3 separate regions of the Mus musculus genome follow, and all the other regions are linked to region 3. The links are chromatin contacts, found by Hi-C or POLR2A ChIA-PET in ENCODE. All regions are on one chromosome and are shown on one strand. The core of a region is the stretch at or near the end of the contact, and the rest is flanking DNA. Distances in the headings are between cores, read along the strand shown. Region 1 holds the start of Padi3 (peptidyl arginine deiminase, type III). Region 2 has its middle 6.5 kb from the start of Padi4. Region 3 holds the start of Padi2 (peptidyl arginine deiminase, type II).

Region 1 (4,254 bases), core at 284-2,783, 96 kb after region 3:
GCCCTGCCCTGGGGGGGCAGCAGCTGGGAGGAGGGACTCTACTCAGCACTTCTGAGCCTCCACAGCCATTATCTCTGCCCGAGCGGGTGACTGGCCACATTTTCTAGACCTGAGGAAACAAGCCCCAGGAGAAGAGATGGAATCCCGTCAGTACGTGGTGCAGCCGATCAAACCCGACTCCCCTGCCCAGAGTCCTTGTTCTTGCAGATACCTCTTGCCTCAGTTTCCCCATCTACAAGAGGGCAACCTACGCTGATATTCTTGGTCCTGATGACATTGGTCACTGTTGTATCATTTACCCCCTTGGGAGGGTTTGACCTCCAACATCAGCCTTAGGAAAGTGAGCCCATATCCACGTTACAACTGCCCAGCTGTGATCCCCTCAGCCAGGGCTCAATTGGTGGTGGTGGTGGGCTGAAGTAAGGTGTGTGTGTGTGTGTGTGTGTGTGTGTGAAGTGCCACCAGGAAGACCCTGAGGTAGGAGGAAGCTCACTCTCTCTCTAGTCTTACAACCCAAGCTTTTAATTAAGAAAGGCGGGCAGAGGTCCAAGAAGGTGGCCCAGTGGGTAAAGGTGCTAGCCACCAAGCCTGACGACTTGGAATGGACCTGGTAGGAGGAAACAAGTCCTCCAGCCTCTGCACAGGTGCCACGGCACAGGTGGGCACCACCTCTCCCAGAAATGTAAAAATCAGACCGATCTAGAAATACATATAGATGGGGAGGGGGGCGAAGCTGGGGATGTGGCTCGGTTGGTAGAGCCTAGCACACACAATGCTCTAGGTGTGATTTCCAACACCAGATAAAATGGAGTAGAGTGGTGCAGATCTGTAATCCCAGCGCTTGGGAGGCAGAAGGATCTGAGGTTTAAGACTGTTGTTAACCTCATAGTGAGTTTGGAGTATTTGAGACTCAGAGAGAGAGAGAGAGAGAGAGAGAGAGAGAATAAAAAGAGAGGAAGATGGGTGGAGAGAAGGGGGAGGGGAAGAGGCAGGGGGAAGGGGAAGAACGGGGGGGAGGGGGGAGGGGAGGAAGAGGGAAAGGGGGAGGGAGAGGGGGAGGAGCGAGGCAAGACCAACATTTCTCATAGGTTTGCATGAAGCATCCAGGGGCCACCTGCACTTCCGGTTGCCTGCACCAGGGTGAAGTGGGGCCTTGCATCCTGCATCCTCAGCGGCCCTTCCAGCAGTGTAAACAGAGGCAAGAGGACAGAGACAGGCCAGGACAAAGCCCTGGGTTCCCCTGCGTGTCCTCCCCCTCCCCCTCCCCCTAACCACCCCAGATGTGCTGGCCAAGCACCTGTGGGGACTTGTTTTCTCTCTAGGTAGAAATTAACTCCTTGGGTGCCCTGGGGTGGGAGCCCCAGGTTCATATGCAAATATCAGAACCCTTCCGGCCAGTCCTGAAGAGAGGATTGGCTCTTTGGCCTCTGAGAAGAGGCTGGGCTTCTAGAGCTAGAGCCAATAAGCTTGCGCCCTGAGCTGGAGGGGCGGAGCTGGGTACTTTAAAGGCACATCCTGGGGGACCTCTGGCTAGTGCTGGGTTTGGTGGCCAAAGCCCCCATCCTAGGCCGGCATGTCTCTACAGAGGATTGTGCGTGTGTCTCTGGAGCACCCCACCAGCGCTGTGTGTGTGGCAGGGGTTGAGACCATCGTGGACATTTATGGGTAAGAGTTGGTTCTGGAGGGTCTGGGGTTCGTCGTGTGGAGTCCGTGGGCCTTCACGGCTAGGAGCTGTGTTCCTCAGGGCACAGGCTGGGCCTACGGTGCCTCATCTGTAGTCTTAACCTGGGAACCTCTGCCCACTGTGGGAAGCGTGGGTCCTTCCTGCAGTCAGCCCCGTTCCCAGCAGGGTTTTTGAACCTGAGGATCCAGGCAGAGCTGAGCTCCGTACATTGGACTTAGACAGTTCTGGGGCCATGGGCTCATTTCTCGGTTTAAGGGTCCTTAGAAGAGACTGGTCACAAGAAAGGGAAGGGACCTGAACTCTCATCCTCCAACCCCTTATGAGCACAGGGAGAATCAAGTCATTTCTTAAAAGGCCACATCTACTCACGGACCTAGCACTTAAGGTGCCAAGCTCTGTCCCCAGAGCTGGTCACAGTTTCTCAGACTCCACCCTGACAAGAGCCCTGACGTTAACACTATCTCAGGTGATGTTCACAAAGTACCAGTGGTGGCACAGAGAGGTTGAGCCATTAGCCCATGTCACCTGGAGGCAAAGCTGAGCTTTGAGCCCACTGTAGACTTACTAAGGACTTCGTGTCTAGCTGCCCAGCCCCTGGAGCCCCAGGGCTTCAGATCCACGGTCACTCATCACCTATGCGCTGTGGCTGCTGTGGGCCAGGGTGGCTTGGCTAGGGGTTTTGTAGGACCGGGGCTGGTTTCTTAGGCTTTTGAGTCCCAGCTCTGAGACTGAGCTGAGGAGATTCCAAGGATGCAGGGATCAGGGTGTCACCTCTCAGACCTTCCTGCCCCCATCTTGGATGTGGCTTCAGCACTGGGCCACCAGAAGTCCCTGCGGGACTGTGCCACTCACTGTAACACTGTGAGAATCATCTTTGGTCTTCATTTGCCAGGGGCCGACAGTGCTCCCAACCCTGCTGGGCCAGCCAAAACTCAGACGTTGTCAGGTATGCCCCAGGGGCCAAAGTTTCACACCCTTTGAGAACAAACATCCAGAAGTAAGAGTTTCAAGTGTGGAGTGAAATCGGTTGGGGTCTGAGGTAGGGAGGGAAGGAGTGAGCTGCCAGTCACAGGAGATAACCAAGTCCGAGATAAGCTGCATGCCAGGAGCTAGCTCCTGGCTGCGGGTAGGTGGACTGTGAGATATGCAGAGGGGAGTCTCTGTAGCTTTAGCTTCCAAAGATTCGGGCAGGACAGGAAGTGGGATGGATGCTGCCTGGCGCCACAGCCTGCTCCAGGGCTGCGTGCCCATAGGGGTGACTCACTGCCCAGCTGCCTTGTGCCCATTGGGTAGATATATCTCCGGTTTGACTTGTCCAGGGAGCTGGGGATAGCTTCTCCTCCCCCTCCCTCTCCTGCTCCTCTCAGAGGTGCCTTCGAGGGTGGAGGATGGGCTGGGTGGGAGGCAAGCCGCTGGGCTGGGGGTAACTTGAGTGACTAGGGCCATGATGGGGATTCACCAAGAAGACTGGGGATGGGGCAGTCATGGGTGGTGGCAGGGCTTTGGTGTTTTCTAGGATTTCTGCACATAGTGATGGCCAATCCCCCTGGGAAATAGAGTATCACACTCACGGGGCATGGGCTTCTTTGAGCGTTGGTGTACAGCCGTCCTGGGGATGCTCAGAAGTGAAGGGTTGTTCTAGTGTCGGCCAGGCGCTGTCCAGTGAGGGTTGCAGAGATGACCTGTGTCTTGGTTGTGAGCCTTGCCTCGAATGGCTGAGCCATCTCTACAGCCCGCGACTTGTGTCTTGGAAGGGGATAGCAAGACTGGACATCTTAGGGTATTCTTCCCGGATCCTAGCCCTAGCCTACAAACCAGGAGCAGCAGGATGGTGGCTCAGCGCTGGCTCTGGTACTTCCCAGCTGCCTCATCTTGGGACGCTCTTTCCCCGGGGACTCTGCCTCTGGCTCTGTAATGTGATGAACCAGTGATGTGACTGGGCAGTGGGCTCTTGGTGGCTTGCGTCGTCTTGAGTATTTTACCCAGATGCCCCAGCTTACCACAGCGGCCTCGCCATCTCAGAGGTTAACCCAGAGAGGTTAACTAACCTGTCAGAGGTGGCGTAGCCAGTTGGTAGAGAGGCATGAGGCCGTCTGAACTGTTTGGTTCTTTCTTCAGAGAGACCTGGGAGGAGGGCAGAGATGGCATGTAGACTACAGAGCGCAGAGCCAATGCTAACATGCACAGAAATCATTTCCATTATTTTATGGCTCTGCCCTGAGTCTGGGGAAAGTCTCAAGTGTTCCCAAACCTGCCGTTTATCAGCTGGGTAGGACCAGGAGATGGAGAAATGGGGAAAAAGAAAGAAAGAGAGAGAGAGGAGAGAGAGAGAGAGAGAGAGAGAGAGAGAGAGAGAGAGAGAGAGAGAGAGAGAAAGAAAGAAAGAAAGAAAGAAAGAAAGAAAGAAAGAAAGAAAGAAAGAAAGAAAGAAAGAAAGAAAGAAAGAAAGAAAGAAAGATCCAAAGATCCACCCCAGGACCATTCTCAGGGCTGAGAATTCAGCCCTGGGGGCAGAGAAAGAAAGTTTGGTTCATACTGGGAAGAAGGAAAGTTCTGGAAGAGCCACAGTT
Region 2 (4,354 bases), core at 1,593-4,092, 130 kb after region 3:
TGTGTCCCAGACAGTAAGTGACCATGGCTGTGACACAGGTCGGATAGCACCAGATATATGCTGGCTATGCCATTCGCTAGCTGTGTGATCTGGGTGGGGCACGTCACTTACCTTCTCTGGAGTTTACTCTCCTTGGTAAGGTAGAGATGGTGTGGCCTCTGTCTCCAGGGACTGCTGGGAGTTGCTAAGAGGTCACCATGTACCCGCTCAGTGATCTGTTTCTATGTGATGGGGAAGGACGAAATTGGAAGTAATTGAGGAAGCAGAAGAAGAGGAAGATGAGGAAGAGGACTTGGTGACCTACACCTTTAAACCCAACACTCTGGAGACAGAGGCAGGCAGATCTCTATGATTCCAAAGCCAGCCTGGTCTACATAGTGAGTTCAAGGCTAGCCAGGGCTGCAAAGTGAGAACTAGTCAAAAAAGCACCAACCAATAAAACAAAACCATAAATACAGTTTGTTAGGCCTGGAGAGATGACAGTTAAAAGCTCTCGGGACTCTGGCAGAAGACCTGGGTTTGGTTCCCAGCACCCACCTGGTGGCTCACAACCCTTTGTAACTCCAATCCCAGGGGATCTGATGCCCTCTTTTGGCTTCTATGGACACTGCATACATGTGATACTTACATACATGCTGTCAAGCACACACATACATGTTTTTTAATTCTAAAAAATAAAAAATAAAGTAAAAAAAATTCAGACATTTGGCTCCATGGTCTACAGTGTCATGCAAGGAGTCTCTCAACCGCTTTTTCCTGGTGTTAGCGTCTTCTGAAGTGGCAGCTGTCTGTCTGCAGAAGTTTGACTGCAGCAGGGCTTTGATGGCCAAGCAGGCATGTGTTCCCTGATGCTCACAGTACAACGCCAGAGCCACTCCCTAGGACTTGAAGACAACAGGAGACACGTTCTCATGAGAAGATGGAGGCTTCTTGCTTTCTCTAAGAGTGTCTCAGAGGCCCTGAACCAGGGTCTCCAAGTTTCATTGTTCTCTGGTGGCAAGGATTTGACATAGCTCTGATAGGCTGCCAGGGACATGGCCTCACTCAGGGCTCCTCTGTAGCATAGCCAGTGTGTCCCTCCAGAGACACGGGCATCCTAGTCCAGAGGCAGAAAGATGCCCCGTTGCCTTTGAAGAGCTTGGGACCAGCATGGAGGGCAGCTCCAGACCCCAGATGGGTCTTTAATTGAATCCTGGCTGTCATCAAATCTGTGGTTCATTGTTAATTACCTTAACCGGATACCCAGGACCGTGGGCTTCAGCCCCATTTTTTTTTTTTAGCTGGAAGGCAGAACACCAATGAGATTTTTCAGCATGAGTGGCCTTCCAACAGGGAACATGGAGTCAGGGTCCTTAGTTACCACTCTTCAGTTGTGGCTTTGAGAGACTTCTGGTAACCAGGCTTCTCTCTTCATCCCAAAGTTAGGAGGGACATGAGTCATCTGTATTCTTTAAGGAGTATGGGAGTCGGCAGACCCCAAAGATCGGACTTATTCATTTCCTAAACCCGGCTGCATGCAAATCCTGTCCATCCTCACCCAAGCTATTCGGCCCTCATAACTATGATGGGCTCAGTTTCTACTCAGCTCAGTGGGAAAGCCTGGGGGTTTATTTATTTCCTTAGACCCAGGGTCTCTTGGAGCCCAGACTGGCTGAAGATAACTTTGACCTTCTGACCCTCTGGCCTCCCCCTCCCAAGTGCTGGGATCACAGGTGCTCACCTTCATACCTGTTTTATGCTGTTGATCTTTGAGAGCCACTGATCTAGAAGAAACCTCACGTTACCAAGCCTGAGTCCATTCACTTTCTGCTCAAATAGGCTCAAAGGGGGCTAGCGAGGTATCAAGGCGCTTGCCACCAAGCAGAGACACCTGAGTTCCATCCTGAGAACCTCCCATGATGAAAGGAGAGAAGCCACTTCTGAAAATTGTCCTCTGACCTCCACACTCACATCCTCCAACCGTCCCACACATCACACAGGGACACAAACGGGATGTATGATACTCCCTCGGATGCAGAGAAGACAAGCAGCCCTGCATAGCTGTAGCCGAGGTCAGCAACAGTACAGGGCAGCTGGAGTCTCACAGCCGCTGATGGCATGAGTCTGTACAACCATGAAAGAGGGCTTGCGGCATGTCACGTTGGCAGTGGCCACACAGCCTGCTCCAGAAATGCCACTCGTGTGTATAACTGGAGAAGCTCTAAAGCTGTCGCCAGGACACACATATAAATCCATCAGCAGCGGTCGTATTAGCCAAACACTTGAACTCCCGCTGCCTGCAGGATGCATAGCTGTATTGCTTCATATGCGCGGGGTGAAAGGTCATACAGACTGTGGGCCATCTGTACCCCACACGGTTGATTACATGGATGAACCCCGCTAACAGCACGGCATTAAAGAAACTAGTCACGGAGGCATAGGGTATCCATCCATCAACACAAAGGCAAGCGCAAACAATACTGTAAAACCCATAAAGAAAAACAAGGACATAAGAGCTGGAAAGGCTGACACGGTTGTGGCTGGGGTGGAGGGGCACAGTCAGGGACGACATGACCACAGACGTCTCCTAAAGGCCGGTTCTTTAGCTGCATGACGTCAGCGCAGACTTCAGCTCAGCAGTCTTTAAAGTTCCCATAGGTTTGCACATCCTCCTGACGATTGGTATGTTGTAGGATTTTAAGAGACGGTGGCTGATAAGGAGAATGTGGAATGCGCACGTGAGCAGATCAAGCTGAGCTCGTGGCAGGCATTGGGCAACTGGGCAGCGCACAGAGAAGGAGTTCTGGGATGCTGCTGGCAAGGGGCCAGCTGCCTGGAGCTTCCGAGAGCAAGATAACATCGCACCGTCAATCACGCCGCCATGCCAAGGCCAGAAGAGGCCCTGAGTGAGCGGGTGGAGGACAGCTGTGTCAATAGTTTCACATATCCTGGTGACAGCTAGTGGACTAAAAAGGGAGAGGAGGTGGTTGGGTCACACTGGAAGTCTAGTCAGGGTTCTTCCTCCCAACTCCCCAGCTGGGTGCCAGAGTCCGTGAGCCCATTAGCATATGTACAGAGTTTCTCTCTCTCTCTCTCTCTCTCTCTCTCTCTCTCTCTCTCTCCCCTCTCTCTCTCCCTCTCCCTCCCCCTCTCCCTCTCTCTCTCCCTCTCTCCCTCCTTCCCTCCACCTGTCAGGCTGTCTGTGGTTGTGTGTTCTGTCTGTCTCTCTGACTGTGGTTGTGTGTTCTCTCTGTGTCTGTCTGTCTGTCTGTCTGTCTGTCTGTCTATCTGTGATTGTGTGTGTCTATTTATGGTTGTGTGCTCCCAGCTCTCCTCTTCCTCCTCTTCTTCCTCTTCCTCCTCTTCCTCCTCCTTGGCGACTGGAGAGATGGCTCTGTGACTAAGAGCACTTGCTGCTCTCACAGAGGACCCAGGTTCAGTTCCCAGCACCAGGCAGCTCACAGCCACCTGTAACTCTAGTTCCAGGGGATCCAACGCCCTCTGCATGGTCCTGGGTTCTATAAGAAAGCAGGCAGAGCAAGCCATGCAGAACAAGCCAGTGAGCAGCATCCTTCCATAGTGTGTGTGTGTGTGTGTTACCGTTTCTGCTGCCAAGATGAAACACTGTAACCAAAGAGCAAGTTGCGAAGGAAAGGGCTTGTTAGACTTACACTTCCGTAACACTCACTGTGCATCACTGAAAGAGTCAGGACAGGAACTCAGTCAAGCAGGGCAGGAACCTGGAGGCAGGAGCTCATGAGAGGCCATGGAAGGATGCTGCTCACTGGCTTGTTCTGCATGGCTTGCTCTGCCTGCTTTCTTATAGAACCCAGGACCATCAGCCCAGGGATGGCCCCGCCCACAATAGTCTGGGCCTTCCCACCATTCACTAAGTCTGAAAATTCCCTACAGGTGAATCTCAGGAATTTCTCAATGGAGGTTCTCTCCTTTCAGATGACGCTATATTGTGTCAGTTTGACACAAGGCTAGCCAGCATAGCGTGTAGTGTGCCTTCATGAGTTCATACACAGCACAAGTGTTGCAGGTGCCTGTGGGGAGCATTGAGTACCAGTTTCTCTGGAGTTACAGATCTGGGAGCAAACTTATTTCGTACCCTCTTTAGTGCCCGTGATGGCCACTCCTCACCTACCAGCACCTGACGTGACCCGCTGTGACTGTCACTGAGGTCTTTGGGGATGTGATGTAAGAAACCACTAGCTTTCAGCACCTCAGCGCTCAGAGTGTCATCAGACAGTCTCTGAGGCCTGGGGCAGAGCTTCCCTGGGCTCCTGTAACCGTCTACCTGACGTTCCCACCAGTGCATCTGAAAAATGCCTTCATTTATGAGTGTGTTTTGTTTTGTTTCTATGTAGCC
Region 3 (3,930 bases), core at 983-3,482:
CTCACAGGGCTCCATCCGTGGACATCCTCTGCCTCTCAGGTGCTGGGTTCAAGGCATGCACCACACACCCAGCTTCCAGTACTAATTACAAGAAATAACTTTTATGAGTGTTTCTTAGAGGTGGGGTGGGAGACAAGGTCTCTCTGTGTAGCCTTGGCTGTCCTGGAACTCACTATGTAGACCAGACTAGTCTTGAATAATACAGCGATCCTCCTGCCTCTGCCTCCCATCCCAGTGCTGGGATTACGGGCTGTTTTTTCTCCTTTTTGAGGTACACATGCATGTGTTGGGGGTATACTGAGACAGGGTCATGCTGTGCGGCCCCAGCTGAGCTGGAACTCACTATGTAGTATGAATGAGCCTTCGGCTTGTGGTCCTCGGACCACAGCTTCTGGTGTGTAGGGATTGCAGGTGTGTACCACCACGTCTGGTTAACTTATTTTTTTAAAGGTAGACTATTACAACATTTGCAATGACAACGGTGGCCTGCGTACAGCTTCCTCTGGGCAGGTTATGGTCTAGGTTGTGCTGACTCTTGGTGTTGGGGAACTCTCTGTGAACTGAGTCCTGGCTGAGGCTAGTGGACACCTGTCCCCTTGCCCTCCACTGTGCTGGGCCTCTCTCTGCTTAGGTGGAGCAAGGACAAGGACTTAGGCACAGACCCCCTTTCTTCCTTAGCCCCCAGCAGAGGCAGCATGCCAGTCTTTCAGAGAGTCCCCACAGTGCCCCGGCAGGCAAGCTGACAGGCATGGTGACAACTGTGGCTTAGGGCCCAGGATCCTGGCTTACCCCTTGGCAATGCCCAGTTCAGAGCAGGGAGTGGGGAGAGATGGGCACCCTCCCAGGCCACTGGCGCCTAGACCACACCCCACCCCTGTGTTATAATCCTGCTTTGGGGTCTATATGAAGGCCCACTGAAGTCCAGGCCCAGGTGAAGTGGAGGCTGGGGCTGAGGCTTAAGGGCTAAAGGAGCAGAGAGGGGCCCCGTCTTAGGCTTGCTGAGACCAGCGGGAACCGGGGCCTCCTGTGAAGTGGCCGAGCAGTGGGAAGGAGCTGGAGAGCGGGCAGAAGAGCATGAGGGGGTGCTTAGGTGGGCTTTGGGAGGCTCGGGAGAGTCAGGCGCTTTAGTGTCAGAATGGTCTGGGAACACGGCCCATAGAGGATGTACAGGCACAGAATCTGGCATGCCCCTCCCTCCAGCATGAAGCCCTTCCTCCCTCGCAAGGCAGAACACTGAGAGTGCTCGGAGCAGATGGTGGCTTCAGTGTGGCCTCTCAGGCTGCTCAGACTACTCCTTCCCCATAGCACCTTTCCTAGGTCCCACACTATACCCTATCAGTTTCTCTGGGTTTGTGGGACACACTCTGCGAGATTCCTTCAGCCTTCTGTCTCAGGTACCCTGACCCCCATCGAGCGAGCGTGTGGGCAGAGAAAATGGGGAAGAAACGGGCCCTGGCTCCCAGGGCCATAGCGGGTGGAAAGTGACCCCTCTCTGATCTCAGGGTGAAGTCAGGAAAGGTATTTGGGGACACAGCTCACAGCCAGTGCCCCGGGACAGGCAACCACCAGCAACCCCCCGGAGGGTGAAATCGGATAAGTACCAGGCCAGATTCCACGTGGGCAGTTCCCCTTTGGACAAGTCAGTCCCCAGCACATCCCAGGCTGTTTCTGCTTGCAGGGGTAGGCAGTCCACTGGTGGAGGAGGCTGGGCTGGGGTGAAAGGTCAGCCAAGAAGGAATGGGGGAGTGAAAGGGGCGTGTTACAGAGAGCCCATGTGTGTTAAAGTCACCCAGGAGAGGGGCTGGAAAGACCAGTCATGAGAAGGCTAGATTTAGGGAGTAGTCTCAGAGAGGAGGCTGTGACAGGGGCTGTAACTGTGTGTCTTAGAGGGGCCTCAGGATTGCATGGAAGTGGATCCTGGCCTGGACTCTCTCTGGATTTCTGAGGATCTCGAATTGAGGGGCAACCTGGATACTGGAGCCAGGTCCAGGGTCTCAAGATTTGTGAAGGGTAGGTGAGAGGGTAACTCTCTCTCGGCTCACCTGTAGACATCGGTCCAGAGCTGCGTGCCCAGCACGTACACCGCCTCCACGCGGCTCCCATACTGCAGCCGCACGGTCCGTTCCCGCAGCATATTTTCCCGTATAGGCGGCTGCATTCCGTGCTGCTCCCAGGAATAAGCACCTGCTGCAGGTAAGCCCTCCGCTGCTGCGCCTGCGCTCGCTGCCGAGCAGCCGGCGGCCTTAAGCAGCAGCCGGGGGCGGGGCGTGGGCGGGGCTTCCCGCCGGACTCCTCTTGGATTGGATCTGCAAACCCGTCCGTCAAGCCTGGCCCCGCCCTCCAAGCCCCTCTGCCCGCAAGTTGTCAATTCCTGTTTTCCGTGTTTGGCTTGTTCATTCTTTTATTCAGTAAATTCCCCTTTCTGGACGCTCCCCCTCACCTCCAGCTCCGAGGGGCAGAAAGTGCGAGCAGGAGTAGCCGAAGGGACAGGGCAGGAGTGAATAGGTGGCAACCAAAGCCAGTCTGGGGCCGGAGAATGCTTCTCAGAGGAAACCCTGAGGCTTCTTAAAGATCTTGGCAACACCAGGGGGTGGAGAGGAGCCTCCTGAACACCTTCTGGAAGCTGGACACCCCCCATATTAGATCCACATTGCCATGAGAAATAGGGAGTGGGGTGGAGTGGGGGGAACTGTGGCCCTGGCAGGGACCAGAATGCTAAGCCCAGGCATGAGAGCGACAGCATGAGCCTGGAATGGGGCTATCTGGGAGTGCATTCTGGCTGCCCCAGACAGCGTTGAGCATACTGAGCTGGAGCCAGTAGTGAAGACCCCGGATGGGGCGTGAGAGGACTGGCGAGGAGAGGACTGATCTGTGTGGTGTTTATGGATGGAGATTTGGGTGGCTCCCGGTGGCTGGGAGGATGTGCCTGGTTGAAGGACAATGGGCTGACGGGGCAGAGGATTAGGGCTCCAGCCTGCGACACCAAAAGACGTGCCAAGGTAGAGGTCAATGTATGGTCCTGAAGGCCAAGGTGCACCGTGACATCTAGTGGCAGGGTGGGGTCTGAAGCACTCTGAACCCCACCCTCAGGCCCTTTCTTTCTGAACTCAACCCTGGGGCTATGCAATTTGAGGAAGTGGCTTTTTCGTTAAGGGAATGGAGACTGAAGGGCGGGTGGAGGGGTGAATGTTGGAGAGGGAGGGGGACTGAAGGGAGCCCCAGCAAAGGGCACACTGAATTAAACGCATTGCTCATAGGTATGCCCAGGCACGCCCAGCGGCCCTCGACTCCATCCTTCTCCTCCAGATGCCCAAATTAGGAGATGGTAAAGACCCCAGCTGTTCCTGGGTATCAGGGATCTAGGAGGAATGTGGGTGGAGAAGCAGAGAGCCAGAATCTCAGCCAGAGGGGTCACTGTCTCCTGAAAGGCTTGGGGTTCAGATCCTGGGAGAAGCTGCTAACTTCTGATTGGTCCCTGGGAGAGCGTTCTCCAATCAGGAGGCAGCTTGTGGGAAAGAATCCAAGAGGCACCAGACTGGGAACCCCTGCCCTGCTAAGGTGGGCTCGGGTCTGAGGACCCCTCTGCAGGCAAGCAAGAGTTCCCACCTCCAACACGGGCAGAACGGTCCTGTATGTCACTCACTCCTTCCATGTCTCCTGTCAAGCAAGTGAGTCCCAGCAGAGCCAGGGTTGTGCGATCAGGCAAAGGCTGTGGTTACCCAGCTGGGCAGAAACGACGGCGGTGTGTGGTGCACTCATTAGTTACGTGGTTTCTGTGCCCCACACTGCCCCCAAATGATACTTCCCAAAGCATTAGAATTAAATTATTTTATCTTTCCAGGAACGCTGTCAGAACTAACCTAGGGGTGCATAGCTCCTGACAGTAGCAGTGCAGGAACCTGGGTGGGGACACAGGGTAAGGGTGGCTTG

Evidence for each region. Hi-C counts contacts between places; a loop is a spot of excess contacts on that map. ChIA-PET counts read pairs that join two places held with the same protein, here RNA polymerase II (POLR2A).
Region 1: a map of heart shows a loop between it and region 3 (2.2-fold over the local background). The contact joins the promoter of Padi3 here to the promoter of Padi2 in region 3. A Hi-C loop is called at or near these places in 16 of 37 maps with a recorded cell type or tissue (CH12.LX, adrenal gland, gastrocnemius and 3 more). POLR2A ChIA-PET finds 5 or more read pairs at or near these places in 1 of 5 experiments (embryonic stem cell).
Region 2: a map of mouse embryonic stem cell shows a loop between it and region 3 (2.5-fold over the local background). The contact joins the enhancer-like site here to the promoter of Padi2 in region 3. A Hi-C loop is called at or near these places in 28 of 37 maps with a recorded cell type or tissue (CH12.LX, CH12F3, ES-E14 and 11 more). POLR2A ChIA-PET finds 5 or more read pairs at or near these places in 1 of 5 experiments (embryonic stem cell).

What each region holds. Positions count from the first base shown.
Region 1 is chr4:140,807,927-140,812,180 of GRCm38, reverse strand. Padi3 (peptidyl arginine deiminase, type III) reads left to right here and starts at 1,533. Exons shown (of 16, transcript NM_011060.4): 1 at 1,533-1,665. The coding sequence starts at 1,574. It overlaps Gm13032 (predicted gene 13032), which reads right to left and starts at 1,188. Exons shown (of 3, transcript NR_045944.1): 1 at 1,078-1,188.
Region 2 is chr4:140,778,522-140,782,875 of GRCm38, reverse strand. No RefSeq gene overlaps it. Among named protein-coding and RNA genes, the nearest start is that of Padi4, 6.5 kb to the right of the region's middle. Within about 2 kb of position 2,842, at least 1 of the 3 ENCODE cell types and tissues checked has a DNase peak (open chromatin) inside an H3K27ac peak, as active enhancers do; it is heart, where a contact is called at or near this core.
Region 3 is chr4:140,904,662-140,908,591 of GRCm38, reverse strand. Padi2 (peptidyl arginine deiminase, type II) reads right to left here and starts at 2,232. Exons shown (of 16, transcript NM_008812.2): 1 at 2,043-2,232. The coding sequence starts at 2,158.